2 separate regions of the Homo sapiens genome follow, and region 1 is linked to region 2. The links are chromatin contacts, found by Hi-C in ENCODE. All regions are on one chromosome and are shown on one strand. The core of a region is the stretch at or near the end of the contact, and the rest is flanking DNA. Distances in the headings are between cores, read along the strand shown. Region 1 has its middle 45 kb from the start of REXO5. Region 2 holds the start of ACSM3 (acyl-CoA synthetase medium chain family member 3).

Region 1 (2,941 bases), core at 292-2,791, 88 kb after region 2:
TGTACACTGAGACCCTGCAATTCTACAGCATTATCCTAGGATACTAGGATAGCTACACAAAAACATGTAATGAAGGAGCTATCAGAGGGTTATTACAATGGAGTTCTAGGTAGCCAGTTCTAATGTGTGTGTGAGAGAGAGTAAATAAAATCTTCGGTGAAAGAGATCTTCAAGAAGAGGCAGTAGACCTCTGGATCCAGAATGCTTGACTTTGAATCCCAGCTTTTTAAATTATTGTGTGAACTTGAATAAATTGCTTAACATTTCTGTGCTTGGGATAATAATGGTATGTATCCGAGAGGATTACAGATTAGTGAGATTATACATTCACAGTACTGTATATTATTTGTTGTATGAAGTCTGGAGGGATACAGAATAGCATGTAGTTTGAGTACACTTTTGTAGGAGAAAATATACAAAGCTATACATAGGCTTCTAACAAAACCTGCAAGGCTATATGCCAAAACGTTAATAGTATTTATCTATGGCTAGTGCCATTGACAAATCAGGTTTTAACAAATGCTTTTCTGTTGTAGACTCGATTTTTTTTAACATTCAACATATATTGCTTTTATAATTGGAAAATAATTCTTACCACCTGCTGTCAGGAGAAGAAAAGAAGAGAAAGATAATTCTACTTAAAATTAACTCTTAGGGTTGGGCAGTTGGAGCAGTGTTTAATCTTATAAATGTAGCTTCATAAGATCTGGTCCTATATGAAAGTTTAAATGTAGCTTCTGTAAGATCTGGCCCTATGTGGAACCAGAACTGAAGAGCTTGACTTGGGATCAGACACCGCAACTTGATTCAAGTCCCTTCATCAGGAGGAAAGTTCCCTAGGTGAATTGCCAACTTCCGCTGCAAGGCCCTGAGAACAACTTGAAACTGACAGTGTTGTTGGGTTCCTTCCTGCCCAGCTGAGCTCCAAAGCTGTGAGAGCTTAGCTGCTGTTTACCTCTTGAGGCTCAAGTCCTGAGAGATAAATTAAGTGTCTGCCTCGGATATGAAGAGGCCTGGGTTGGAGCTTCACCTCCCACACACACCTGAGTATTTTGGGGCAAGTCACTTAACCTCATTTGAGGCTATTTCCACAGCTGTATAAAATAAGGAAATAACTATTTTGATTATTGAGACATTTGTGGAAAATAACACAGTAATGCACTATGTGTGAATTAATTTCCCTCTCTGGGCCTGTTTCCTCACCTTTAAAATAGGGGAAATTAGTACTTCATAAGGTTATGAGGATTAAACTAGGAAAAGTCAAGATTGAGTGCTGAATAAATGACATACTATTTTACTAGGGATCATCTCCCTGTACCAAGAGCACTCCACTTGCTCTCAAGAATAGCCAAGGCCATCTTTTTCTTAGGAAAAAGGGTAGGGGTGGAGGTTTCCCCAGGGATCCAACTCCAGAACTCTGCAGAGATGGGCCTGCACTACAAGGCCTCTGAGACTTCAGTCTGCACACTCTGTTCTTTAGCCTGATGCTCCACCTTTTGGAAGCCAAAGCTGCCAACTTGGCCTCTTGCAAAACACACATTCCATTCATAAGTGCGTTTGTGCATTTTTCCTCCCACACCCTTCTAGGCAGCCAGCGCAGAGCTGCCAAGGCAGCTGCTGGAGAAGCAGCTTCTTATGGGGGAAAAGCAACTCCAAGGGCTTTTACAGAACTCATGGTTTAGGCTTTGAACACATTACTCCCATTTTCTGGTCTCCTTGACCATAGGGGGGGTTGTTCATTTCTTTTTGCCCCCCTTTTTGTAAATAACCTCTTCCCTATTAAAAGGAAACCTATTAATGAAAATTTGAAAAATACAGAAAAATTTAAATCACAACTGATCCCACCATCAACAGTCAATGACTGCCAATATTTTATAATCGATCAACTTTTTCCATGATGATAGAAATTCTATTATTCAAAAGCAGAGTTTTAATAGCTGTGTAATATTCTAGCATTGATGTATGCCATAATTTCTAAAACAGTCCCTTTTGTTGACCTTGGAAGTTGTTCCCAAATGATGCTGCCAGTGATATCCTTGCACATACATCCTTGGGAGATATTTCTTTTAGGAAAAGTGCCTAAGTGAAATTATTGGGTTAAAGAGTACGAACACATGCTTTTAACTCCAGAAAGGATTTTACTGTTTACTAGCATAGATTTCTTTCAAATTTTTGCCATTTAAAATTTTTCATTGTATATTTAATGTCTGCTTATTTGAATACCCTTTAGATTGGCATCCTGCTTTTTTTCCCAGAAGCTTTTTGGTAAATTATTTTTCCTAAGTGAGTTGTTCATATCCTTTGCCATTTTTCTATTGGGAAGCCAGATCCTTTTCCATACTGAATTTTTAAGAGCGCCTTATGGATTCACTATATATAGTGTCCATTTACAAACTATTACAAAATTTTAGTTTGCTTTTTAAGGTATATCATTTTATGTTTAGTCTTTTGTGATTTCCTCTATTTGCTTTTATGCTTAGAAAGCCCTGACTGATCTCTGGATCCAATGACAAGTTTATATATTTCTAATGATTTAATGTCTATACTTCATAGCCTTATTTTTCTTGGAATTTATCTTGGCATGTAATAACTTTCTCCCAAATATTTAGATAATTTTACCCAATTATCTAGCTTTACTTACCCAATAAAGGAGGATGCTCCTTTATCATTTAAGTCCATGTGTATACTAGGGCCAGTATTCATGTTTTCTTCTGTCTTGTCATGTAGTAGTACCACACTATTGTGTAGCTCTATGATGTACTAGCAGTTTTAGCAGCATCACCCCAGATAAACACAGGGCCCATGGAGAGTCTCCATCAGCATGGATTACAGAACACTGTAGAGTTAAGATGCTTCGCTGCTGACTGCACTGGTGCTGCTACATTCCACCAGGACTTTTTCAGCACCCCTGAGTCAAGAGACGGGACAAGGGTCAGAACAC
Region 2 (3,138 bases), core at 241-2,740:
AGAGACATAACTATAGAATTCAGCAATACAGAAAAAGAAATATACAACAGGACCAAGCAAGGTTTATTCCAGGGAGGCAAGGCTGGTTCAATATTAGAAGATCAGTGTAATCTATCTTATTAACAGGCTAAAGAAGAAAAACACCACATGCTTATAGTAACTGATGCAGAAAAAACACTTGCCAAAATTCAACACCTATTCATGATAAAAACACTCAGAAAAAAATAGAAATAGAGGAGAATTTCCTCAACTTGATAAAGGGCATCTACACAAAACCTACTACTAATATTGTACCTAACCATGAAAGACTGAATGTTTTCCCTCTAAGATCAAAAGCAAGGCAAGGATGTCTGCTCTCATCACTCTTATTCAACGTAGAGCTAGACACTCTAGCCTGCGCAATAAGGCAAGAAAAGGAAATAAAACGCATATAGATCTGAAAGAAAGAAGTAAGATCTGTTTACTTATTTACAGGTAATGTGATTACACAGAAAATCCCAAGGAATCAACAACAAAAGACTCCTAGAACTCAAAAGTGACCAACAAATTCCTCTTTAAGTAAAGTTGGGTCTCTCACATGTAATTGAAAGAGTCCTTTATTTATTCACATATCCATCAACTATTTATTGAATGCCTAAAATTTGCCAGTAGCTATTCCAGGCAATAGATACACCATCAAACAAAAAGAGTTCTTACCCTCAAGGGTGATAGTAAGAGATGTAAAAAGTTAAAAAATGGTAAAAGAGAAAAAATGAAGAGTGCTACTTTAGAAAATGAGGTAAGGGAAGAGTTATTTAATAAGACACCTCAGAAAATGAGGAATTTGGCCAGGGGGATATCTGAGGAAAGAGTTCCAGTCAGTGGAAACTGTGAATTCAGAAAGCCTGAGGCTGAAACAGGCAAGTGTGTTTGAGAAAAAGCAAGGAGGCCGGTGGCTGTGCAGAGTGAGGCAGAGGAAGGAGAATGGGCTGTGGATCAGAGGACCCTGTGCCAGATCATACAACTCCTTGCAGTTCATGTAAGGACTCGGATTTTACCTGGAGTGGAAAAAGAAGCACTGAAAGATTTGAGCAGGGGAGTAACCTGATAGCGTTTATGTTTAGTCCTGCCACTTCGACAGATAAACGCACCAATGGGCTTGATGAGATTTAGGCCAACCCATAACCGCCCCTCAACTTCTTTCCTTTCAATTTCAAAACTCCTCTATGGCTTCCTCCATCTGTTCTTCCTTCTGAGAAGTGCTCTCTCTGCCCCTTTACAGAACTAACCACTTCGGCAACTCCTTGGACACTTTCCTTCTTGTTAATAATTTGCTTTCTCCGCCCCTCAAAAGCTTGCTGTTTCTGTAAATCATTACCTGTAAGAGGAACCGCTGGGAGTCCTGTAAACTTTAGCCCAGAGCTTGGCTCCTCCTCCAGAATGTCTCCACCAATCAAGGAAAGTGTTTTGGGCCAGTCTTGCTCCTCCGGATTGTCAGACTGCTCCTCCCTCTTCTTTAGACTGCCACGAGGAAAAAGCAGATGTGAGAACTCAAGGTTCAGGGCTGCTCTTCTAAGAAACAAGTCTGCCATAATCTCCATCTGTGTTGGAATCTGTTAACTAGTGAGTACCTCATCTCCCCTCCTGTGTAAGATTTCCTGAACTGGCACATCTGTTTTTTGAGCAAAGATAACAAACAGATGAACAAAACCAACAATCAAAAATGCTGTCATTAAAGTCTTGGGCAGCCAAAGTTTCTCTCAGAATTTCTCAGTTGTGTGATACTATCTATTAAGTGATGAGGAGTATGCACACACAAAAGGCTATAAATGTAGCAGCTGAGTTTTCATGTTGAGCCTTTTGGTGCTATTTGATTTTTTGAAAAACTATGTACATGTATTAAGTTGATAAATTTTTTTTTTAATTTTAATTGAACCAGATGCGGTGGCTCAAGCCTGTAATCCCACCACTTTAGGAGGCTATGGTGGGCAGATGCAGATCACTTGAGGCCAGGAGTTCGAGACCAGCTTGGCCAACATGGTGAAACCCTATCTCTACTGAAAATAAAAAATTAGCCAGGTGTGGTGGCAGGTGCCTGTAACCCCAGCTACTTGGGAGCCTGAGGCAGTAGAGTCACTTGAACCTGGGAGGTGGAGTTTGCAGTAAGCTGAGATTGCATCACTGCACTCCAGCCTGGGTGACAGAACAAGACTCCATCTCAAAAAAAAGACCAGGTAGTGGCTGAGATTTTCATTGTACTGTCTGCTTAGCTCCCCACCTTGCTCAGTGACAGATGGGAATCCATCTTCTGCATCATCCAGAAAGTATGTAAATTACTTCCAGGAAACTTTGGGAAACACAGATGCAAACCTAAGAGCAGCCAGTTTTCTCCTTTAGGTGGTCAAGGGCAGCTGCAAAAGTTCTGTATAGGAGGGGCTTCAGGCAGGGTCTGGTTGGGTTTGGAGACAACAGCAGTGAATTTACCTTGCGTTGAGGCTGTATATGTTAAACTACTGTTATTACTTGGATACTTAGAGGGAGGGATGTTTAGGGAGCTGTGGGGAGGCTAAAGCCCCCTTGGCTGTAGGGACAAAGAGCTTGCATTTCAGATGAGACCTTAAATACTTTCAGAAGCCTATCTGACCAGGGGTGGTACTGTCTTTCTTAGAAGAGTTTTCCTTACCAATGTTTCTGTGGCTCAGTATAAAAATCTGGAGTCACCCTGGGAAAGTTATCTCAGCAATTTTACCTACAAATAATTTTATAAACCTGGGAAATAGAAGTTGTAAAATGCTAAGATCGATGAAAAGGGAGGAAAAGAACTTTGTTGAGGAGAAGGTAATCTTATGGTTTTGATGAAGAGGATGTCGATATTTGCTTTTTGGTAGAACAGAATGGTTAGGTTCATTTTAAGCTCCAAATGACTGATCAATTTTCTTTTCAACATACGTTTGAAGGATTCTGAATGTGGTGTAGAGTATTGTATGGGAGCTAGGGAACAAATCATACTAAACTCTGATTCTATTCAGAATCAGCAAGCTAAGTATGATATATTTATCTCCAATCATATTAATATTTACATAATTATTTAATGTCTTCCTTAATAGTCTATAAGCTTCATGGGAGCAAGACCAGCCGTGTCTTGTTCACAGCTATATT

Evidence for each region. A loop is a pair of places that touch in the nucleus more often than their neighbours do. Pooled maps may share reads with other maps.
Region 1: a pooled map shows a loop between it and region 2 (2.2-fold over the local background). The contact joins the enhancer-like site here to the promoter of ACSM3 in region 2. A Hi-C loop is called at or near these places in 2 of 168 maps with a recorded cell type or tissue (DLD1 and endothelial cell of umbilical vein) and 7 of 50 pooled maps.

What each region holds. Positions count from the first base shown.
Region 1 is chr16:20,850,275-20,853,215 of GRCh38, forward strand. No RefSeq gene overlaps it. Among named protein-coding and RNA genes, the nearest start is that of REXO5, 45 kb to the left of the region's middle. Within about 2 kb of position 1,542, at least 26 of the 41 ENCODE cell types and tissues checked have a DNase peak (open chromatin) inside an H3K27ac peak, as active enhancers do; they include endothelial cell of umbilical vein, where a contact is called at or near this core.
Region 2 is chr16:20,762,524-20,765,661 of GRCh38, forward strand. It overlaps ACSM3 (acyl-CoA synthetase medium chain family member 3), which reads left to right and starts at 1,491. Exons shown (of 14, transcript NM_005622.4): 1 at 1,491-1,602. RefSeq lists an enhancer at 1,628-1,757.